3 separate regions of the Homo sapiens genome follow, and regions 1 and 3 are each linked to region 2. The links are chromatin loops, found by intact Hi-C in ENCODE. Cell type or tissue: GM12878. All regions are shown on one strand.

What was found. Peaks named below come from ENCODE experiments on the same cell type or tissue, not always from the same donor. Only the 100,000 strongest peaks of a DNase experiment are listed, where the experiment ranks them.
Region 1: a loop joins it to region 2, with 3.0 times the contacts of the local background. A loop is called at or near these places in 4 of 110 quality-filtered maps.
Region 3: a loop joins it to region 2, with 4 times the contacts of the local background. A loop is called at or near these places in 3 of 110 quality-filtered maps.

Annotation. Positions count from the first base shown.
Region 1 is chr7:102,232,985-102,240,984 of GRCh38, forward strand. CUX1 (cut like homeobox 1) reads left to right here. Exons shown (of 24, transcript NM_181552.4): 22 at 1,068-1,256; 23 at 6,336-6,600. LOC124901711 (a long non-coding RNA gene) reads right to left here. Exons shown (of 3, transcript XR_007060458.1): 3 at 7,568-7,654. Among named protein-coding and RNA genes, the nearest start is that of SH2B2, 50 kb to the right of the region's middle. RefSeq lists a silencer at 7,077-7,146. In GM12878, a CTCF peak has its summit at 3,889 (motif pointing left); a DNase peak (open chromatin) is centred at 7,187.
Region 2 is chr7:101,930,322-101,938,321 of GRCh38, forward strand. All of the region lies in intron 2 of CUX1 (cut like homeobox 1), which reads left to right. Among named protein-coding and RNA genes, the nearest start is that of CUX1, 120 kb to the left of the region's middle. RefSeq lists enhancers at 4,516-5,087, 5,088-5,659, 5,605-5,744, 5,660-6,231, 6,232-6,803. In GM12878, no CTCF peak of the experiment used is centred here; a DNase peak (open chromatin) is centred at 3,620; H3K4me3 peaks cover 1,218 bases; H3K27ac peaks cover 288 bases.
Region 3 is chr7:101,986,532-101,994,531 of GRCh38, forward strand. The region is part of intron 2 of CUX1 (cut like homeobox 1); the gene reads left to right. Among named protein-coding and RNA genes, the nearest start is that of CUX1, 170 kb to the left of the region's middle. RefSeq lists enhancers at 413-1,612, 2,402-3,211, 3,107-3,156, 4,696-4,755 and a silencer at 1,558-1,852. In GM12878, a CTCF peak has its summit at 4,608 (motif pointing left); DNase peaks (open chromatin) are centred at 3,471 and 4,600; H3K4me3 peaks cover 2,423 bases; H3K27ac peaks cover 4,769 bases.

The sequences.
Region 1 (8,000 bases), 300 kb after region 2:
TTCTCAGCGAGACCTGATAACCTTGCTAATTGTGGAAGGAGACGCAGGTTGCCCTCTGATTTGAGGTTGTACAAGAGAGGTCTCCTGTTTGCTGTTTGGCCTCCTGAGCTCTGGCTTAGAGATTTCACTGCCTCTGAGAAACACCACAGGTGTTAGCGTGACCTCAGCACATACAAAGCCTGAAGGCTTTTTTTTTTCCTTTTTTTTTTTTTTTTTGAGACAACGGTCTCTCTCTCTGTTGCCCAGGCTGGAGTGCAGTGGTGCAATCATAGCTCACTGCAGTCTCAACCTCCTGGGCTCAGGCAATCCTCCCATCTCAGCCTCCTAAGTAGCTGGAACTATAGGTACATGCCACCACGCCTAGCTAATTTTTTGTGTGTGTATTTTTGTAGAGACTGAGTCTCACTGTGTTGCCCAGGCTGGTCTCAAACCCCTGGGCTCAAATGATCTTCCCGCTTCAGCCTCCCAAAGGGCCCTTCCGGCCACCGCACCAGGCTGAAGGCTTAAGAGAAACGTCACTGGCCAGATGCGGTGACTCATGCCTATAATCCCAGCACTTTGGGAGGCTGATGGGGGTGGATCACCTGAGGTCAGGAGTTCAAGACCAGCCTGGCCAACATGGCGAAAACCCGTCTCTACTAAAAATACAAAAATTAGCCAGGCGTGGTGGCGAGCACCTGTAGTCCCAGGTACTCTGGAGGCTGAGACAGGAGAATTGCTTGAACCTGGGAGGCGGAGGTTGCAGTGAGCCAAGATTACACTACTGCGCTCCAGCCTGGGTGACAGAGCAAGACTCCATCTCAAAAAAATAATAATAATAAAGAGAAATGTCATTGGTTGTGTGTACGGAGAATGCAAGAGCAATGCCAACTCCCTGGCCAATGGAGAGTATTATAAGTCTGGTTGAAGATATATTTCTACCACATGTTTGCTGTAAGCTAGGATGTCACCAGCCCAACCCTGAGCCTTTAAACTCCTGTGTCTGATTTTAACCTTGACACGTACTTGTCCCTTCAGATCCCTGGCTCTCGGTGACAATACCTGTCTTGCTTCTGTTTTCTCTCTAGGCCAGCGCTTATTTGGGGAGACCATCTTAGGGCTCACCCAAGGCTCTGTCTCTGACCTCCTTGCCCGCCCCAAACCCTGGCATAAGCTCAGTCTGAAAGGACGAGAGCCCTTCGTCCGGATGCAGCTGTGGCTGAACGACCCCAACAATGTGGAGAAGCTGATGGACATGAAACGGATGGAGAAGAAAGGTAAGTCTCCCTGCCCCGCCCGGGCCGGCTGCGTCCGCATTCATAGACAGGCTGTTTCTTTCAAATCTTTCACACACAGCTGATGAGGGACATTGACCCATGACCAAGGGACCAGAGGACAGGGCAAAAATATTTTTGGATGGTCATCAGCTAATGAGTACCTAAGAGGGCTGGAAAGTTGTGTAACTTTTTCTCTCCAGCAGCCTGAATCTAAAGATTTTTTTAGCACTGGGAGCACTTTTAACCAAGGAGAGCGAAACAGCTCTGGGGGCGCTGCATTTGGTTTTTGTGTTGTGTGGGTGGCTGATCGGGCTATCACAGCATTTACTGAGCATGTACCAGGTGGCTAGAGGCCTTCCTTTGTTATCAGAGAGAGAAATAAGAAATGCATTTTGTAGGCAGGGCACGGCGGCTCACGCCTGTAATCTCAGCACTTTGGGAGGCTGAGGCAGGCGGATCACTTGAGGTCAGGAGTTCAAGACCAGCCTGGCCAACATGGCAAAACCCCCTCACTACTAAAAAAAAAAAAAAAAAAAAAATATAGCCAAGCTTGGTGGCGTGCGCCTCTATAATCCCAACTACTTGGGAGGCTGAGGCACAAGAATCGCTTGAACCCTGCAGGCGGTGAACAGAGATTGAGCCACCGCACTCCAGCCTGGGTGACAGACCATGACCCTATCTCAAAAAAAAAAAATGCATTTTGTAGATCAGGAAACAGAGGTTCAGAGAGGTTCGGTGCCTCCACCAAGGTCACCCGGCCTGGAAAGTGACAAAGCAAACTCCTGCCACAACAGATCTCTCTCTTGCTGTTATTTCCCAGCCTCTGGGGATTTGGCCTCCCTAGAGGAATAACCCCACGTGCACCCACATGTCATCTCGAATGTGGATTCATGTTCTTCTTGCAGCCTGTAGGCTACAGCATAGGAAAAATGCCTAAAGCCAGGTGTGCTGTGCCTCTTGGTTTGCAGTTTCTAAGCGCTGGTCCTCGCCAGTGAGTCCGCCCCTCGAGCACCCTCAGTCCTCAGGTCACCTATGGTGCTGGGAGCTCACTGGGCGGCTGAACTGCATCCCTTAGGGGCAGAGACTGGGAACCAGCTGCTGCCGGTCTGACCGTAAGAAGCGGCAGCCTCCCTGATCAGCTAACGCAGAGGACCTTAACTAAGAGTGGGCATCCCAGGGGCCGGGCACAGTGGCTCATGTCTGTAATCCCAGCACTTTGGGAGTCCGAGGCAGGTGGATCACTTGAGGTTCAGAGTTCAAGACCAGCCTCAGCAACATAGTGAAACCCCATCTCTACTGAAAAATACAAAAATCAGCCAGGCATGGTGGCGCACGCCCGTAATCCCAGCTACTTGGGAGGCTGAGGCAGGAGAATCGCTTGAACCTGGGAGGAGGAGGTTGCAGTGAGCAGAGATGACACCACTGCACTCCAGCCTGGGCGGCACAGCGAGACCCCATCTCAAAAAAAAAAAAAAAAAGAATGGGCATCCCAGGCCCTTGAGTGGCTCTGCCCCAGCCCACCCCACCCCCGTCCCCGCCACACACACACACACACACACGCGCACACAACATCTGAGCCAGGGGTGGGTATGGAACCCAGGCCTGTCAGTTCTTAATTCACCCAGAAATTCCAGCCAAGCATCGCCGTTCTCACCCAACCCGGGAAAGGACTGCTGAAGGAGAGAGAGTGTCTGGTGCCTCCTCCAGGAACCCTATGGGGGTTCCTTTATAATAATAGAGGCTTCTATTTTCTGAGAACTGCCCTGTTTGCCAGGCACTGCGCTAAGACTGCTGTTCATCCACACGACTCTGCTTAGATGTCCTTATCCAGGAAATACGAACCTCGGTGCTTCATGCAGCCTAGCAGATTTCAATAGCTCCTATCAGTAGGGAACGGGAATTCATACTCAGGGCTGTCAGATTTCAAAGCAGATGCTCTTAAATATACATCCGCTGCCTCTGTGCTGCGAGCTGCCCCCCTGGGATGACCCAGGGGCACTGCTGCTGCCCACTGATGACCTGCCCAGGTGGTGGCCTCTGCCCCATTCAGGGCCCCTCTAGCGAGCTCTGGCCTGCCCTTGGGCCTGTAGTCTAAGGGTCTGAGGTAGGCCATGCCTCTTGGGCAGCCCCAGGCAGCGCTGTAAGCTGCAGAGGCCTGGTGCCACATTGCCCCCCTAAAAGTTTTCAACTTATTTTTCGTTTTGTTTTTTGTTTTTTGTTTTTTAAAGTCTCGCTATATTGCCCAGGCTGATCTTGAACTCCTGGCCTCAAGCAGTCCTCCCATCTCGGCCTCCCAAAGCGCTGGGATTACAGGCATGAGCCACTGCGCCCGGCCTTTTCAATGTCTTATTATGGGAAATCTCCAACATAAACAAAAGTAGAGAAAATGCTGTCATGAACCCAATAGATCTGTGCAGAGTTTCCCGTGATCCCCTCACCCGAGCAGCGTGAAGCTTCCTGCACTAGCCAGGAGGCAGCCCTCAGCCCTTAGGAGGGAGGAGGCCCTGACAACCCAACTCCCTGCTGTGTTTCTCACCCTGGGGCCCTTAGGAAAGGACCTTAGTCCCCGCAAATACATCTCCAGGGCTTCCCAGGCCTCCCATCTTTCCCTCGGCACAGGCTCGGGGCGCCCTCTTGTGTTACAAATGAATTACTGTTTCTGCGGGGCCCAGACCTTTCCAAAGGTGCCCTAGTATCCAAAGCCGCTGTGGTCCGATGGCCTTCTCTTCACTCCTGGGGGTGCCGGCCACAAAGGCTGCTCCCTAGAGAGGCCTTCTCCAGCCCCCTGCCAGCCCCTGGTCAGTCGTCTGTCCCCTAGGAGGGAACTGGAGGGAGTCCCCACGGTTGGACAATCCAACTCCTTTCTCTGGATCCAGCAGCTTTGACTCCGCTGTTTGGGTTTTCTATGGGGAAGATTTACCTTCTCAATTGCTTCTGAGTTCTCATGACAAAATGGCAAGTTAATTAAGGAAATCCCTTGCCTAAGCTGTTTATTTTATTTTTTTAGAGACAGGGTCTCTGTTGCCCAGGCTGGAGGGCAGTGATGCAATCATAGCTCACTGCTGCAGCCTCGGTGTTCTGGGCTCAAGTGATCCTCCCGTCCCAGCTACTCGGGTGCACGCAGCCTCGGTGTTCTGGGCTCAAGTGATCCTCCCATCCCAGCTACCCGAGTAGCTGGGACTACAGGTGCACGCCACCACACTGGCTAATTTTTAAATTTTTTTTGAGACAGGGTCTCTCTATGTTCTCCAGGCTGGTCTCAAACTCCTAGGCTCGAGCAATCCTCCCATCTCAGCTTCCCAAAGTGCAGAGATTATAGGCGAGAGCCACCACGCCCGGCGATGTCCTTCAGGATTCAGTTTAAACATCATCTCTTCTAGGCAACTTCCCCTTCTGCCTCCCCAGGTGTAGGGACCAGCCCCACAGGGTCTGTGGGTCTCTCCCCGTGTGTGGAGACGAGAGAGTATAGAAATAAAGACACAAGACAAAGAGATAAAAGGCAGCTGGGCCCGGGGAACCACTACCACCAAGTTGTGGAGACTGGTAGTGGCCCCAAATGCCAGGCTGCACTGATATTTATTGGATACAAGACAAAGGGGCAGGATAAGGAGAGTGAACCATCTCCAATCATAGGTAAGGCCACGTGGGTCACATGTCCACTGGACAGGGGGCCCTTCCCTGCCTGGCAGCCGAGGCAGAGAGAGAGAGGAGACAAAGAGAGAAACAACCTACACCATTATTAGAGACTTTTAGTACTTTCACTAATTTGCTACTGCTATCTAGAAGGCAGAGCCAGGTGTACAGGATGGAACATGAAGGCAGACTAGGAGCGTGACCACTGAAGCACAGCATCACAGGGAGATGGTTAGGCCTCCAGATAACTGCGGGCAAGCCTGACAATGTCAGGCCCTCCACAAGAGGTGGAGGAGCAGAGTCTTCTCTAAACTCCCCCGGGGAAAGGGATACTCCCTTTCCCGGGATACTCCCTTTCCCGGTCTGCTAAGTAGCCTGTGTTTTTCCTTGACACTGAGGCTACCGCTAGACCACGGTCCGCCTGGCAACGGGCGTCTTCCCAGACGCTGGCGTTACCTCTAGACCAAGGAGTCCTCTGGTGGCCCTGTCTGGGCATAACAGAAGGCTCGCACTCTTGTCTTCTGGTCACTCCTCACTGTGTCCCCTCATCTCCTATCTCTGTATGGCCTGGTTTTTCCTAGGTTATGGTTATAGAGCAAGGATTATTATAATATTGGAATAAAGAGTAATTGCTACAAACTAATGATTAATGATATTCATATATAATCATATCTAAGATCTATATCTGGTGTAACTATTCTTGTTTTATATTTTATTATACTAGAACAGCTTGTGTCCTCGGTCTCTTGCCTCGGTACCTGGGTGGCTTGCCGCCCACACCCAGGCCTGGCCGAGGAACTCTTCTCAGTATCCCCATGGTCTCTTGCACTTACTTACCCCCACCCCACTTTTCACTCTGCTGGGAACATCTCTCTGGATACTTCTCTGCCTCCCCTACTAAACTGTTAAGTTGTGCAGGGACAGGTGAGGACCTGACATTCCGTCAGAGCAGGTCCTTGGTGAGCATGTGCTGGTAACAGAATGGCTCTCATCTTAGCGTTGTTTCTTTTGTTTTGTTTTGTTTTGTTTTGTTTGAGACGGAATCTTGCTCTGTTACTCAGGCTGGAGTGCAGTGGCACCATCTCATCTCACTGCAACCTCCACCTCCCAGGTTCATGCAATTCTGCCTCAGCCTCCCTAGTAGCTGGGATTACAGGTGCGTACCACCACGCCCAGCTGATTTTTGTACTTTTAGTAGAGACGGGGTTTCACCATATTGGCCAGGCTGGTCTTGAACTCCTGACATCAAGTGATCTGCCTGCCTCGGCCTCCCAAAGTGCTTGGATTACAGGCATGAGCCACCATGCCCAGCCTCATCTTAGTGTTTTGAGATGCTCTATGCAAAGTCCTGCAAGCCGGCACTGTGCCGTCCCGCTAGCGGGACTGGGGATTTGGGCTGCTGTCCCAGCTGGGCCTGACCTTAGTCTGCCATCTCTTCCTCCGCAGCCTACATGAAGCGGCGGCACAGCTCAGTCAGTGACAGCCAGCCCTGCGAACCGCCCTCTGTCGGCACCGAGTACAGCCAGGGCGCCAGCCCCCAGCCCCAGCACCAGCTGAAGAAACCCCGGGTGGTGCTGGCTCCGGAGGAGAAGGAGGCGCTGAAACGAGCGTATCAGCAAAAGCCATACCCGTCACCAAAAACCATCGAAGACCTCGCCACCCAGCTCAACCTGAAAACCAGCACCGTCATCAACTGGTTCCACAACTACAGGTACGACGGCTGGCTCACAGGGAGCGCCGGTCGGCCCAGGGGAAGGGGCTGATCTGTCCGGAGGCCGCCATGGCGCACAGGGGTGAGGCTGGGGCCGGAGGTGGGGCGCTGGGAGCTCGGTGATTGGTCCGTTCCTTGGTCCCTTAGGGTTTTTTTTTTCTTTTCTTTTCTTTTCTTTTGAGATGGAGTTTCAATCTTGTTGCCCAGGCTAGAGTGCATTGGCGCAATCTCGGCTCACTGCAACCTCCGCCTCCTGGGTTTAAGCAGTTCTCCTGCGTCAGCCTCCCAAGTAGCTGGGATTACAGGCATGCACCACCAAGCCCGGCTAATTTTTGTATTTTTAGTAGAGACGGGGTTTCACTATGTTGGTCAGGCTTGTCTCAAACATCCTGACCTCAGGTGATCTGCCCACCTCGGCCCCGCAAAGTGCTGGGATTACAGGCGTGAGCCACCACGCCTGGCAGTTCCTTAGGTGTTATTGGAGGTTTTAACTGCAGAGATGTAAGGCCACGTCCCTTCCCGTCACTGTCACATAGTTAGAAACAGGTGGTATCTGCCATGACCCAGAAAGAAAATCACCTCTCGATTACATCATTTAATAAGGGAGAGTGTAGGCATTCATGGTTCAAAAGGAGTGAAACTTTTGTGGTTTAGTTTATATATATCTATATTTATAGTTATATTCATATTTATTTATTTTTAGAGACAAGGGCTTGCTCTGTCACCCAGGCTAAAGTGCAGTGGTGCAATCATAGCTTACTGCAGGCTGGAACTCCTGGGCTCAGGCAGTCCTCCCACCTCAGCCTCCTGAGTAGCTAGGATGCCAATGCACCACCATGCCTGCTGATTTTTTATAGAGACAGGGGTCTCGCTCTGTTGCCCAAGCTGGTCTCAAACTCCTGGCCTCAAGCAGTCCTACCACCTCAACCTCCCAAAGCCTTGTGATTATAGACATGAGCCACCACACCTGGCCTGAACTTTTATTTCTTAGTGATTTTGCAGTGCTTTCTCGGGGTCTTCTGCCATGTTATCTTCCAAATTAGTTTGATTAGTTCTGTAATTAAATAAATGAAGTCATTTAAGACCTTTGCATTTGGGAAAGTTCATGAGTTAATGAAGACAGATTGAGCATCTTCTAGATCTCAGATTCTGAGCTAAGTATTTCACCGAGTTATATCACTTAATCCTCACAGCTCACAAATGTATATGAGATACCTTATTCTTGTCATTCCTTTTTTGTTGTTGTTGTTGTTTGAGACGGAGCCTTGCTCTGTCGCCCAGGTTGGAGTGCAGTGGCACGATCTCGGCTCACTGCAGCCTCCTTCTCCCAGGTTCAAGCGACTCTCCTGCCTCAGCCTCCTGAGTGGCTGAGACTACAGGTGTGCACCACCACGCCTGGC
Region 2 (8,000 bases):
CCATTGGCCTGTGAAAGCCTTCTTAACTTACGGAATTGATTATAAGCCAAAGCGTGGGAAAATCTCCCCTTCCACTTTGAGATTATGTCAGTCAAGAAAATGACAATTGGATACCAAGCCATGCTAACTCTGATACTTGCTGTCTTCGTTTTCTTCTTTCTTTGGCTAGGGGGATGGAGCGCGTGTGGTGTGGGTGGGACTAGTCACTGAGCATGTTATTGACTAACATTGGCTTTTCATTTTAACTTGCAAATGTGAGTGGCATAAAAGTGAGTTTACGAGGAGCATGACTGGCCTGTTATGCAGAGTCTTGTAATTTTGTTTGTGGCCCTTTATTTTAAGAAGATGTTGTGTTATATAGTTGGTGTCCTTAAAGGAGTATATAATTGGATCTGGAAGCTTAGATTGTGATTCTGACTTGGCCACTTAATGAATGCAAGATCTGAGCAAGCCATGACCTCTCTGTTGTTCAGTCTAAGAAAGGAGGTGTTGGTGCTGAGCATGGTGGCTCATGCCTGTAATCCCAGCACTTTGGGAGGCTGAGGCGGACGGGTCACTTGAGGCTGGGAGTTCGAGACCAGCCTGGCCAACATGGCGAAACCCCGTCTCTACTAAAAATACAAAAATTAGCCGGGTGTGGTGGAGTGCACCTGTAATCTCAGCTATTCAGGAGGCTGAGACGGAGAATCACTTGAACCTGGGAGGCGGAGATTGCAGTGAGCCGAGATCACGCCACTGCACTCCAGCCTGGATTTCAGAGCGAGACTCCGAGGTTCTGTGTGGCTGAGAGCCACACATTTTGCAACAAGAGACTCGTCCCTTTTCCATAGGTGTCCTTATTCCTATTGATCTTACCTGTGGGCCCAAGACTTAGGCACATCCCTTTCTTCTTAAAAGGCATCACCTCCTCTGCCTCTTGGAGTTTTCCTACCCAGAATTCATTCATGTGTGCAGCAAATATTCCTGGCAGTCCCATTGTGTGTGGAATGGGGTAAACCAGGAAGACTGTTGTGAGGGCTCAGTAACTTCAGGGACACAGCCGTCGTAGCTTATAATGGCAGCTGATATTTAGTGAGCACTTACTGCATATCCAGTACTATTCTAAACACTGGAAAGGCATTTAACTAACTTAACACTCACAGGATCCCTACGAAACAGGTACAGTGTTTATTTCTGTTTCAAAGAGAGGGAAACTGAGGCCCAGAGAGGAGGAGTAACTTGCCTAGGCCCACAGGTGGCAAAGCTGCCTGAAGGTTTTTTTTGAGACAGAGTCTCACTCTGTCGCCCAGGCTGGAGTGCAATGGCACAATCTCAGCTCACTGCAACCTCTGCCTTCCGGGCTCAAGCGATCCTCACTTCAGCCTCCCAAGTAGCTGGGGCTACAGGCATGCACCATGGTGTCTGACTGATTTTTGTATTTGTTGTAGGGAGGGGTTCTCACTATGTTACGCACGCTGGTCTCAAACTCCTGGGCTCAGTCCCTCCCAAAGTGCTGGGATTATAGGTGTGAGCTACCGTACCCCTCAGGAATTCTTATTTTTTAGATGGAAATTTTAAATTGGCTTTTATTGGAATCTCATTAAATTTGTAGATTTGGAGAGGCTTTAGAAGGCATTTTCAAGTTTTGATTGATTGTTTTAGATTTCATTCATAGGTGAATTTCATTCTCTATATTTTACTTGAGGGATCCACGGAAACTACCTACATGGACTTCACTTACTCTGGTTCATTGTGTGGGATACAAAATCGTCAAAATTGAAGGATTGATCATTGTGTCTGGAGCCAGGCATAAAAATAAACCTCACTCTGTTATCATAGGTGGCTGTGATTAAGATCGAGGGAAATGTCGGCCCTGGGCCTCCTAACATTGACAGTTTCCTTCAGAAGATTAAGTGCGGCTTCATTTTTGGCCCGGGCCATCAGTAGCTTAAAGCCATTACTGTCTATTGGCTGTTTGGTTTGTCTGAAATATGGGGCCGGCGTCAGCCTATTTCCCTGGGGTCAGGTGTGTTCACATAATCAAAGTGCCAGGAACCCATATCGCATGCAAGCGTGTGTGTTCAAATTAGCCTTCTCCAGGGAGGAATTCACAGCACCAGGAATACGCGCAGAGATGTTCTTTTGCACTTTTGCATTTTAAAACGTGCATCGCTTACGAGCGCAGCATTTTCAAGCCTTTTCTTGAGATCAGCTCGTTCAGTTACATGTGCTTTTGAAGATGACCATTTGTGAAACCATCAGCCACTGGCAAAGTGAAGAAAAATGAAGATTTCGGCCTGGTTGATGTGTGCTCGGGGAAAGGTGATAGCTTCTGTTTCCTTGAATTAAAAGCTGCAGACAAGTATATTTTCATTTATTTTGTTTATAAATCAACAACCCACGAAAGGTATTTCATACGTATTTAAATGATTGCTTTGCCGCCATCAAGAAAAAATACTGTTTCACTTAACAGTGAATTGAGACAAGGAAAAGTGATGTGTGAATAGAAATAAAGAAATTAAAGTAAAAAACAGGATCAGGGTAGGTTCTAGGGCTAATAATTTAAGAACAGAACATGTGGTTTAACTCTTTTTGCCACTCTAAGGAGAGGTGATATTTGTATTTTTCTTTTTACTGAAACCAGATCGTGAGACACGCTTTTCATTCATACTTGAAACTTGATAAAATGTTTGGCTTTATATTAATTTTCTCAATTATAAGTGTGGGAAATGAATTCGTTGATAACCCTTTTCAAGTAAATGAACTGATTAGAACCAGAAGAGCCGAGAGTCATTTTTATTTTAAAATTCTTTTTGCATGAACACATGTAGTGTTGAGGAATATGTGGAAAATTGAAATATTGCTTCTCTCCTACCGTGTCTCCAGTGCCTCGATAAATCACCTTTTTTTTTTCCTTTTAAAATGTCTGGCCTTATAATTTATGTTTGCATAACCCATTACTAAATTCATAGTAGGTGTTTTAGTTGGCAGGCATTATTCCAGGGATTTGGAGGAGTTTAAAAAAAATACAGAGCCTTTGTTAGTATTTATACTAAGTGGACATTTTCCTTTTTTAACAACAACAACAAAAAAGAATTAGATTTTTAAAAAAGAATTCAGAGCTAGCTATTTACCTTTTTCCTAGACAAACACTATTAAGTCCATATTCTCACATTATTCATTGTCTTAATGGAGATTAAGATTTCTTAATGGACTTTATTATAGCTTTTCTTTCTTTTTTTCAAAATTAGAACTGGCCGAAGAAAATGCTTCTACTATTAAGATCAGATGAATTTCTACAGAATTTTCAGTAGGTGTCATGTTGTATAGGAAATAAACATTTCTGTTTTAGTAGGTTTTCGATTTCTTACCTCCCGTTGACCGTTTTGATCATAAAGTGAAGATGAATACATTCATTCATTTACTGCAGTCTTTGGTACTTGAACAGAAATAGCAGTGTTCTTGGTTTGTTCGCATACTTGTGGCTTACCTTTGAGACTTTCTAATTTTTAACCAGACATTTAAAAATAGCCATTCTGTCTTTTAGCCCTAATTTAGAAAAACTTGTAGCGCTTTCCTTTGAAATGATGAAAAAAAAAGTTCTTTCTGTTTTCTATCATCAAAGTTTAAAAAGCGATGTTTGGATATTTTAAAAGCCGGAAAGACCATGTATGGCGTGCTGAGGAAGTTTGCTTTGTTTGATCATTTTCTCTTCCCCTCACCCCCATCAGCTGGCTAATAATGTTTTCCATGTTAAATGTGTATCACAGCCTGTTGAAATCCCTGTGGTTAATCAGAAGAGAAGTTGTTTCTATCCTATGGAACCTTAATACAGTTGTCAGGAGGTTTGTGAACAGAAATTCAGAATTCATCACACTGTAACGATGATCTAAAGGTCAAGTTGTACAGTATAAATTTGAAAATCTCTCTCTGACTTCCTTTCTACCTAAATTAGAGCCTAAAAGTCATGAGAATTTTGTCTTCTTTTTGTTTATTTTAGAGATAGCATAGTCGATGTTTTAAAAAGTTGCCACCTTTTCACTATAATGCGCTCCCATTATCAGAGATGTTTATTCTGGTTGTATCTCTCTGACAACCTTCAATACTTAACAGAATAATTTAGTTTGGATTCAAAGAAGTGCCTCTTCTATTTCTGTGTTTGTTTCTAGAAACTTTGAGGTGGAGGAATTATTGTTCCTTCTTCTTGGCAATGTTCAGGGTTTCACGAATCTGACTTTTAAAAGCCCAGCTCTCAGCCCCGAGCCTCTCATGAGTTAAAGAAAGGGTTTTGCAGCTTTTGGTAGACGAGAAACACATTTTATGGCTCTTCATGAAGTTGCCCGCTCCGTCCACGTCCTGTCCTCTTCCTCCTTCCCAGTTTCTGGGCTCCCTGGCTCTTGTCATGAGGCTTTCAGTTTTGTGTCCCAGAAAGCGCTTCCCCCGGGGACAGTGCCATGCCAAGGCTGGGAGAAGGGAAAAAGGAGGTGTTTATCGCCTTGAAGATGCCTTCCAGCCTTTATTATTAACTCCCTTCCAAAGTAAACTTTCGGGTTTTTTTCAAGTCTGTTCTGGCCAAAGTACAGTTGGGTTTGCCGTGTTCTCTAGGAGTAGAGGTGAAAACAGCATTGCCCGGGGTGAGGAGCAGGAGGAGGAAGGGTCCACGTATAGGAGTGGATGGAGGGGATCTGTGAGACAGCTGCTGGGACAGATCCGACTTGGAGACTGTCAGGCCTCTGAGCCCAAGCTAAGCCATCATATCCCCTGTGACCTGCACGTACACATCCAGATGGCCGGTTCCTGCCTTTACTGATGACATTCCACCACAAAAGAAGTGAAAATGGCCTGTTCCTGCCTTAACTGATGACATTATCTTGTGAAATTCCTTCTCCTGGCTCATCCTGGCTCAAAAGCTCCCCTACTGAGCACCTTGTGACCCCCACTCTGCCCGCCAGAGAACAAACCCCTTTTGACTGTAATTTTCCTTTACCTACCCAAATCCTATAAAACGGCCCCACCCCTTTCTCCCTTCGCTGACTCTCTTTTCAGACTCAGCCCACCTGCACCCAGGTGAAATAAACAGCTTTATTGCTCACACAAAGCCTGTTTGGTGGTCTTTTCACACGGACGTGAGTGAAAGAGACTGCCATTCATGAATGGACAAGGCCTGGCTCCGTCCACGCTTTCCCAGCTCTGTGTCCTGCCATCGGACATGCTGGCACATCTGCTGTGGGTGCCCTGCACTTCTCCGGGCACTCCTGGCCCAGCTGGGGAGGTTGGCATGGTATCCACCATTTTGTTCTAAAGTAGTAAATGAAACTCTTGGGAGGGCAGCACCCAGCAGATGTTTGGAGCTAGAGACAGGGCTCTGGGGATGTGTAGGAACCCGGACCTGGTGTGGCAATGGTGTGGGGCTGTCACGAGGCGTGAGGAGGCTGGGGTGGTGTTGGGGACAGCACACGATGCTGGGGCTCAGGCCAAGTGAAGCTTGGACTTCACTCTGTCTGAGGCTTTGCCAAGTGTCAGAGGGTGCACACTTGGGAGTCACATGGCCAGGCTCACATTTCCAGCCGAAGTTACACTCTACAGCCTGGCAGCAGATGGACGTTTGGGGACAGAGGTGGAGCCGGAACAGCTGAGACACTGTTTTAGAGGACTCTGCGAGAAACACGCTCTTAAAACAAGGAAGCGGTGGTTATGTCTTATTCAACAACGATCTGTTGTGGACCAGCTGTGTGCCAGGCAGTTGCAGGCCCTGAGGCTGCAGCAGTGAGCAGAAGGCCAAGGTCCCTGCCCTCGCGGTGCTTACATTCTAGTGGAGACAGATGTTAAACTACAGGGCAGGAAAACACTGTCAAGGAGATGCAGGTGGAGGATTCTGACTGTGGAACTGGGGCATAGAGACAGTGGGTTTTGAAAGCACTTGGCTGAGAAGGATGGGAGGAGGGAGGAGGGAGGAGGGCGGGTACATCTGTAGATGGACCAGGTTAAGGTATGGACTTCCCCATCCTGACAAGGGGGAGCCCCAAGCTTGTTTTCAGGTGTGACGGGGGTGGGGAGAAAGAGAGCATTCCAAGAGAGGCACGAACGTCATTTCCAGAGCGAGATGAAGGTCACAGAGTTTGGGAGGAGATGGGATCCGGCACTCGGGCTGGCGAGCAGACAGGAGGGAACTCAGGGAGATGGGAACCCCGGGGAGGAAGTTAGGGCAGGATCCCCTGGGAGTTTTCCCGGATACATAGGAGAAAAGGTTATCCTTCAAGGGTGAGCGGGGGCTAAGTGCAGGGGACAGAAGAGAGGAAAGCCCGGCGACCATCATGCCCGGCTGCCGTGGGTGGTCTGGATTGGAGGCGGCAGCCGGGCTGTGTTTGTGCGGAGGGTGGCAGGGGGCCAGCGGAGGAAACTGCCCAGGCGCCAGCCCTGCCATCCCCACCGGCCTCCTCGCTTTGGGGTTTTGCTTTCTGCCCTGGCCACGTGGGACCGGCTAGGTGGAGATCATGCAATCAGGGTTCCCAGCTCTCAGAACCATAATGGTTAAGCAAGCAGCTTCGTTTCCAGGCACGCAGGAGCTCCCCCGTGTCAGCGTTTTCCTAACATGGCTAATCATAAAAACCTCCTGGGTGTGTGTGTATGCTTGTTAAAAATACTGTCCCTGGGCCCCACCCTAGACTTAGTGAGACACAGTCACCGGGGAAGGGCCTGGGGACTTGCATTTAGAACCAGCTCCTGGAATGCTTACTCTGAGGCCAGTTTGGGCCCCCTCCCATGGCCTCCCTCTGTGTCCCTTCCTCCAGATGCTGATTGAGGATGTGTCCCCTGCCGGGACTGTGTTTGCATGTCTCTGTCTCTGTCACAAAGTAGATGCCTGGGGAGTGTGTGCTGCGTGGCCCCCTGAAGACCCTGTACCGGGATGTCAGCACCCCAGCCCCCAGCTCCTCCCCCTGTGAAAGACATTAGCTCCTGGAGGGGCTCAGGTGGTGGAAATGAATCTTAGCATCAATGTTTAGACCTAAAAGCCATCTCCAGGTCATCATAGCACATGACAGAGATAGAGGCAGAACCTGGTGGCCATAGGATTATTTCTGAGCAAAGATCGCCCAAGCTTTGGCATAGGCCAGGGTTATTCACATGTCCGAGTCCCTGGAAGTGGGGTGTGAGGAGGTTGTGGGGGGCCTTCAGAATGAGGGAAAAGGGATAAATCAAAATCAAGTCTTTTTTTTTTTTTTTAATTGAGACAGAGTCTCGCTCTGTCTCCCAGGCTGCAGTGCAGTAGCACGATCTTGGCCCATTGCAACCCCTGCCTCCCAGGTTCAAGCAATTCTCCTGCCTTAGCCTCCCGAGTAGCTGGGACTACAGGTACGTGCCACCATGCCCAGCTAATTTTTTTGTATTTTTAGTAGAGACGGGGTTTCATCATGTTGGCCAGGGTGGTCTCGAACTCCTGAGCTCAAGTGATCCACCCGCCTTGGCCTCCCAAAGTGCTGGGATTACAGGCGAGAGCCACCGCGCCCAGCCTAATGATATAAATATTAGTAGATTTCTGCTTACTCACTTCACCACCAGCATTTTCTAGCAAATGTGAGTTCAGCAGACACCAAAGATTTTTATAAATCAAAGTAGACAGTCTTTAACGTTGAGAAGATTCTGTTAACTCATCTGTTCTACCCACACTCTTGCCCTTCCCTCCTCACAGAAAAGCCAGGAGAAGGGTGAATAATTGAATTACAGATGACAGTAAATATTTGGATCTAGCTGCTTATGAGGCCTTAATGATATCAGTCAGTACAAAAGGTTGATATCCATGTTTTTTGGTGTGTGTATTTTTTTTTTTTTTTGAGACAGTCTCACTCTGTCACTCAGGCTGGAATGCAGTGACGTGATCACAGCTCACTGCAGCCTCAACCTCCCAGGTTCAAGCGATCCTTCCATCTCAGTCTGCTGGGTAGCTGGGACCACAGGCGTGTGCCACCACACCCAGCTAATTTTTTGCAGAGACAGGGTCTCGCTATGTTGCCCAGGTTGGT
Region 3 (8,000 bases), 56 kb after region 2:
ATGAGGGTTGCAGGCTCCCCAGGCCCATCGCTGTGTTGGTGAGTGACAGAGCCTCTGTAAAGGAATGGGGATGAGCTCTGAGCCCTTTTCCCGTGGGCTCTGCTGCCTGGAGGCATGCCCTCCCTCGGCTTGTCTTCCAGCTCTCGCACAGAACCAAGTGTTAACTGGTGGTGGTTTGGAGACGAGAGGAAATGGACCGTAAGGACCATTGAGTTGGCATAAGGAGACCAGGGCCCAACTCCGGACCCTACCAGAGCAGAGTCTTTCTCCTCTGTAATGTGAGACTGTAGAGCTCTAGAATGTTCCTTCTCCAACTCAGAGCTGATGCTGTCAGGGCCCTGCTGCAGGGTCCTTCAGTGGCTCCCTGTGGCCTGAAGGACAAGCCAGCTCCTGCCCTGGAAGCCGTGGGGATGTGGTCCTAGCCTGTGCTCCTGCCTCGCTCACCTCCCTGGAACACCAGGGCCACCTCTCTGGGCTCCTCCTGTGCCCCAGTCTGCTCCTGCCACCCCTGTCCCACCGTGCTTCCTCCCTCCCTGTGCCTCAGCTCAGGCCTTGCCACCTGGAGCTCTGACCTCGTCCGTCTTGGAATGAGGCACCTGCATGGGTAGCCCATGGGTAGAGTTGCAGTCATCTGTTTGCTTTCGATTCACTCCCGCATCCCGACACAGTGCCCAGCACATCATCGATGAATGAGTGTGGGGCAAATGCTTGCACAGAAGTCCGTGCGTGAGCCACGACGGTAAACAGAGGCGCTCCTCTTGTCCTAATGTGGAACTCCCCAAGCTACGGGAAAGGGGTGCATATGGACCGCTGCTCACTCACGGCTCAGATACTTCCACGGTAATGGGTTGGCGACAGTGACTCAGCTTCTCATAGGTTCAAGCGGAAGAAATGGTGAGTCCTGGAGCACTGCTTGCTTTGAAGTCTGTTTCAGACTAGGGTCATGTTTCAAAGTTTTTGAATTTCTTTTTTATTCAAAAGACATTTGATGAGTTGACTATTGGGGGAACCTTGACCCCGGTGACTCCGTGGGACAGGGGATACCCCCGGGGTCCCTTATAAGCCTGCTGACTCACCGCCTGTTCTCCATCTTCTGTCTTCCACATTAGAAGCAAGGGCGGGGACATTGCCTTTCCCGGCCGCTGCGGTGTCCTGGCGCAGGGCACGTGCCTGAGGGCCCTTGGTCATCCGAGGGAGGACTGCACCAGGGACATCAGAGTGCTGATCTTACAGGAAACGGCAAATGAATGGAATTGGTCTGACTCCATATTACTCCTTACTTAGATGTAAAACAAATACACATGATTTTTCATCCTAGAAGAAAGTCTAAACGAACTCTTGACAAAAACAGCCAAGTTCAGAGAAAGCTGACTCTGTTGGTGTAAGAAGCGTTTTTTCAGGCTGGGCTGCTGGCTCATGCCTGTAATCTCAGCACTTTGGGAGGCCGAGGCAGGTGGATCACTTGAGGTCAGGAGTTCGAGACCAGCCTGGCCAACATGGGGAAACCTCGTCTCTACTAAAAATAGAAAAATTAGCTGGGCGTGGTGGCGCATGCCTGTAATCCCAGCTACTTGGGAGACTGAGGCAGGAGAATCACTTGAACCCGGGAGGCAGAGGTTGCAGTGAGCTGAGATCACGCACTGCACTCCAGCCTGGGCAACAGAGCGAGAATCTGTTTCAAAAAAAAAAAGAAGAAGAAGCTGTTCTCCGTGAGTCAGCCCCGGTGTCTGATAAGTGTCTGCAGCTGACAGCTCAGAGCTGGTGTCAACCCACTTTGGAGGCTGGGGTGGGAGGCAAGAAACCCAGACAGAACCCCTCCTGGCTGCAAAACCTCCAGGCTTAACTGTGGCGCCCACTCCATGGTGGGTCTTAACTCTCCTGAAAACACTTCATGGGCTGTGGGCCTCTCGGGTGCTTCTGCGCCAGCTCTTCCTCTTCACCTCCTGCCACAGATCTGTGTCCCCAGGCTCTCCTGTGTGTCTCCCTGCTCCTCCTTTCCCTCCAGGTCCGATTCCACAGCCCTGGGCTGCCTTTCCACCTCTGCCTTCTCTGGGGTATGTCCTCGCCTCTCCTGTCACCATTGTCCTCAGGGATCTTCCAGCTTTCCAGGCATTTGGAAAGAGGCCTCCATACCTTGATGTGGCCTCCCAGGTTCCTTGCGACAGAGTCCTGCGTCGGGATACCAGGGGCTGGGCGCGGTGGTTCATACCTGTTATCTCAGCACTTTGGGAGGCCAAGACAGGAGGATTGCTTGAGGCCAGGAGTTTGAGCCAGCCTCGGCAGCATAATGAGATTCCATCTCTACAAAAAAATAAAATTTAGCCAAGTGTGGTGGCATGCACCTGTGGTCCCAGCTACTCGGAAGGCCAAGGCAGGAGGATTGCTTCAGTCCTGGAGGTTGAGGCTGCAGTAAGCTATAATCGTGCCATTCCAGCCTGGGAAACAGGGTGAGATCCTGTCTCAAAAAAAAAATAATAATAATAATAATAATATTTGTAGGGGAAGGACACTCAGATTTCCTACTGGAAGCAAGGCTTCCTCATTCCATCAGATTCTGCTCCTCCTCCAAGGCTCGGCTCAGGGGCCTGCCCCTCCATGAACCTTCCCAGCCCTCAGCCCCCTTCCTTCCTATTCCCCCAGCACCGACGTCACCTCATCCTGCCCGACTCTGTAGCATGCAGGCCTCCGTCCTCCACCCAGCTGCAGAACCGGAGACCTCAGGTGGTATCTGGTTCCACGTGTCCCCAATGGCACCTCGCCTGGAACGATGTCTGCGCCGACCAGTGATAACAATCGAAATAGCAGGCGTGGCTGACCGTGTGCCGAGGCTCGGCGTGCCGCACTGGCCAGCCGTGATTTCATCTCAGCCTCTAGCATCCTGCTGGGGTAGGTTAATAATCCCTGGATTTCTCAGATGGGAAATGTTAGGAAAGTCTGTAAGCCCCCATGGAAGGTCCCGGAGCCCAAATTCAAACCCGAGTGGAGCGTTCTGTTGCTTCACTGTGCTCTGGTGTGAATTTTAATGTAAGGCCCTGGCATTTAAGAGCTCGAAGACACCATGGAGGTGGAGAGCTCAGCCCTGTCATTGGATGGAAGCTGAGACTGGTGAGATTCTCACCGGGGCTTTTGCAGGGAGTTTGGGGGAATTTTGAAGGTGGTACAGGTGTTCTGACCCCAACACCATCTCCTCCAGCTGGGCCACACACTTATTTCCTGCTCCTACCCCCGTCCTTCCCACCCCTTGGATTCTGGGTGTACAGAAGAGTGGGCACATGCTAAGGTCAGCCCTGGGTTAGCCTCATGGACAAGGTGGGCCTGGAGCAGGAACCCGCCTGATAGAAGACACTCAAAGTCTGTCCGTACACGCTCGGTGTGGGCATCGCTTGCACGCAGGTGCAGCTTTTGCTGTGGGAAACCACTTTAAATGAATTGATAGCCTCACCACAGTGGAGCCATGGCCCGACTGTGGAGAGACTCCATTGTAGAGAAATATTTGAGTGAAAGGTTTCATGTCAGAATAGCATCTGCATGCAAATAAGAGGCATGGGCGGGTGCAGTGGCTCACACCTGTAATTCCAGCTACTTGAGAGGCAGAGGCAAGATGATCTCTTGAACCCGGGATTTTGAGACCAGCCTGGACAACATGGTAAGACCCCATCTCTTAAGGAAAAAAAAAAGGTTTAAATTAGCTGGGCGTGGTAGTCCCCGTAGATGAAGTTATTTGGGAAGCTGAGGCAAAAGGATTGCTTGAGCCCTGGAGTTCAAGGCAGTAGTGAGCTATGATTGTGCCACTGCATTCCAGACTGGGCAACAGAGCCAGACCCCATCTCTTTTGTTTGTTTGTTTGTTTGTTTGTTTGTTTTGTTTTTTTGAGATGGAATCTCACCCAGGCTGGAGTGCAGTGGTGAGATCTTGGTTCACTGCAACCTCCGCCTCCTGGGTTCAAGCGATTCTCCTGCCTCAGCCTCCCAAGTAGCTGGGATTACAAGTGCCCACCACCATGTCTGGCTAATTTCTGTATTTTTAGTAGAGATGGGGTTTCACCATGTTGGCCAGGCTGATCGTGAACTCCTGACTTCAAGTGACGCTCCCACCTCGGCCTCCCAAAGTGCTGGGATTACAGGTGTGAGTCACCGCGCCTGGCCCAGACCCCATCTCTTTAAAACAAAAAAGTACATGGGATAAATGGGGAAAACACTCTTGAGACAAGACCAAAACATACAGTGGCTGCTAAATGTCAGTGCCATGAGCCCAGGGTTCTCCTACATCCCCTTCCGTGGTCAGGGAGGACTGCTGGGCTCTGTGTCTTCTGTGATTCTCCCCTGGCTCTGAGCCCTTTGCACCTGCAACTCACAGCGCCGCTCAGGTCCCTGGGGGTAAAGTGCCATAGGATAAAAGCCACAGGAGGGTTTTGAAATGCTCTTTTCCTCTCAGATATGTATTTCCGCATCTTTACGGAGTCTCATCAACGCTTTTTAAACCTCCCCTGGGATTTGAACCAGCGCCCATAGATACAGGTGGCTTGTCAGGTCAGCTAGGTGCTGCTACTGAGGCAGCATCTGTCCCTAGCCCCGCACCCACAGGTTCAGAAGGGGAACGCTTCCCCCGGGTGGCTTATGAGATCCAGTACTTCTAGTTTCACTTCTTTAAAAATACCGTAAAAAAGAAAAAGGCTGTCAAAACACAAGCAGTGTTTGAAACGAAGCTTTGTAGGTCCCCCTACACCACCACCGTCGTGGGCAGCATAGCGGATGAGTTCTGGGACACCAGCTAAAATGTGGGCAAGAGAAGCCAGGGCGCGTAGCAGATGTGTGTGTGTATCTTTATGGGATTCAAGTCATGTCTCTGTTTTGTTGACCAACTTCCGCTAGAATTCATAGCCATCTAGCCTATGTATTGGATTTTTATTTCTGTGATGTCTGCTTCTTTTAAAAATATCAGTTGGGGCCGGGTGTGGTGGCTCATGCCTGTAATCACAGCACTTTGGGTGACCGAGGGGGGTGGATCACTTGAGGTCAGGAGTTCCAGACCCACCTGGCCAATATGGCCAAACCCTGTCTCTACTAAAAATACCAAAATTAGCTGGACGTGGTGGTGTGCACCTGTAATCCCAGCTACTCGGGAGGCTGAGGCAGGAGAATCACTTGAACCCGGGAGGCAGAGGTTGCAGTGAGCTGAGATCGCGCCACTGCACTTCAGCCTGGGGAACAGAGTGAGACTTCATCTCAAAAAAAAAAAAAAAAAAATCAGTTAGTAGCCAGGCACCATGCACACACCTATAGTCCCAGCCACTCAGGAGGCTGGAGGATCACTTGAGTTCAGGAGTTCAAGACCAGTCTGGGCAACATAGCAAGACCTCATCTCTACAAAAAATAAAAAATTAGCAGGGCATGGTGGCACATGCCTGGAGTCCCAGCTCCTTGGGGGAGGCAGGAGCATCTCTTGAGCCCAGGAGTCCGAGACCAACTTGGGCAACATAGTGAGATTCCGTTTCAAAAATATGTATCAGTAGGTTAATCTAGACTTTGTTTACATGGGCCAAGTGGCCAAGGTCACATCTTAGAGTTGTGGACTGTATAATCAGGTAAGTGTGGCTACAGTCACAGAAAGTCAGGGTAGAAAGAGGCTTGGAGGGGGGTGCACTTCTTCTAGCCAGAGCTTTCCTACTGAGCTCCTTAAAGCACAGGGGAAAGTGGGACGGGGTTGGGGGGCAACCTAAAACCCACCCCCTCCCATCTTCAACCAGTGCGACCCTGTTTTTACCTGCTCAGCAGTATTGTGCATCCCTGTAAAATTTTATTTGAAAATGGCCTTCTGCAGTTAAAACTACAAAAAAAGGTTGAAAGTGGCCAACTTAAACTCCACTCTGTTTCTTTTTTGATTGGGGAGACTGGTGTGCATAGAAGGGAGGTGTCAGCTAACGAGACTGTTACCTCACCACAGATGCCCACCCGTGGGTGATGGAGCTCCCAAGTCCTGGGCCACACCCTACGTGCCCCATGCCCAGCAAGTTGGGTGGGGGAGGGGTCAGTACATGTTTGTAAGATAAAGAAAAACATCCTTCCCAATCAGCCGTATTACCCAGAGGGTGATACTGATTTAGATCTTATTTCAGTTTGGTTAGAGAAGCTCAGGTACCAGTGAGCAGAAGTCTGGCCATTGTGGTGGCTTCTGGAAGATGATGTGCCATACTGTTAGCAGGGGTGCAATTTGGGGTGTGAGGCCACCAGAGCTTTGATTTCCGCCCCCGCCGCCCCCCTCCAACCCCCGCCCCGCCGGATTATTTGGAGTTTTTTTATTGTTGTTCATGGTAATTACCTGCTATTAGACAACAATCTAGTTCCATTTGCAATAGGGAATAATACGTCTGTGACACAGTCTCCAGACTTAGGGAGCCTCTGGCCACCCCGAGGGGGCCCTGGTCATTCTGCTGCTGGTCATGCCTAGCTCTGGGTGGCCGACTAGGTGGCCTGGGCGGGAGGGTCCACTCTTTGCCTTTATAAAAAGAAGGGCTTGGGCCAGGCGTTGTGGTTCATGCCTGTAATCCCAGCACTTTGAGAGGCCAAAGCAGGAGGATCACCTTAGGTCAGGAGTTCAAGACCAGCCTGACCAACATGGCAAAACCCCGTCTCTACTAAAAAATACAAAAGTTAGCCGGGTGTGTGGTGGGTACCAGTAATCCTAGTTACTCGTGAGGCTGAGGCAGGAGAATCGCTTGAACCCGGGAGGTAGAGGTTGCAGTGAGCCGAGGTTGCACCATTGCACTCCAGCCTGGGTGACAGAGTGTGACTCCGTCTCAAAAATAAATAAATAAATAAATAAATAAGATAACAAGGCGTGCTGGAGATGGCCACAGGCCTCCAGCAGCCGCACCATCAGAGAAATGGAGTCAGAGAGAGCTGCAGCTGCTCTGATGGGGGGTGGGAGTATGCAGGATCCTCTGGGGGTGGCTCAGGCCTCCCAGGGGAGCACTTACCTTTTCATTTCATAGTATGTCGGAGCTGCTGATGCAGGAATAAAGCAAAGTGCCTGGCACTCTGCGCGACTGCTATTTTTTCATTCATTCATATATTTGTCCTTCCTCTACACATGTATGGCAGATTAACAAAAGCACCTCCACGGCCTAGCTATGTGGCCCCCACGGGTTTCTTAGCCTCTCTGAGCAAGTTGGACAGGGCTGCCTTTTCCTCTCCCTAACTCTGACTTCTGTCCCAGCCTCTTCCATCTAATGTCAGCCCTCATCCCTGCCTGCCCCTCCCGGTGCAGACTGGGACATTCTCAGGCTGTTTGAGCCACCCCTTCATCCTCTGTGCTTTTCCCTGGCATCCTGGACTCCCTTCTCCCCTTCATGGTGCTCCTAGGCCATTCCCAGCGCTCCTGTTACTCTCTCTGTCCTCCCAGCCCCAAACCCGTCCAGCTCTGTATCCATCTGCCTGGCTGCCATTCATGCTGCAGACGTAGCACTCCCAGAGCCCATCTGTCTCCACACATTGAGGCTTCCAGCCCCCTAACCCCGGTAGTGGCCACAGTGCCCAGTGGGCCACCCCAGCCAAGCCCAAGAGTGGCCACATGGGAGCCCTTCTTCCATCTCCCTCCCCTCATCCACACATTACCAAGTCTTGCCAATTTCATCTCCTGAGGACCTCAGCTTCTGTCATTCTCTCCCCATTATACTGCAGTTGCCACCGTTATTTCTCTCCTAGACCTTGGCTGGCATTACTTGGACATTCATTTCTTTGGAATCTCTTGGCCAGCTTTGCACACCTTTAACTAGACTAAGAAGATTTGAGGCCAGGGGCAGTAGCTCATGCCTCTAATCCCCAGCAGTTTGGGAGGCCGAGGTGGGCAGATCACCTGAGGTTAGGAGTTTGAGACCTACCTGGGCAACATGGTACCCCGTCTCTATTAAAAATACAAAAATTAGCCAGGTGTGGTGGCACACGCCTGTAATCCCAGCTACTCGGGAGGCTGAGGCAGGAGAATCGCTTAAACCCAGGAGG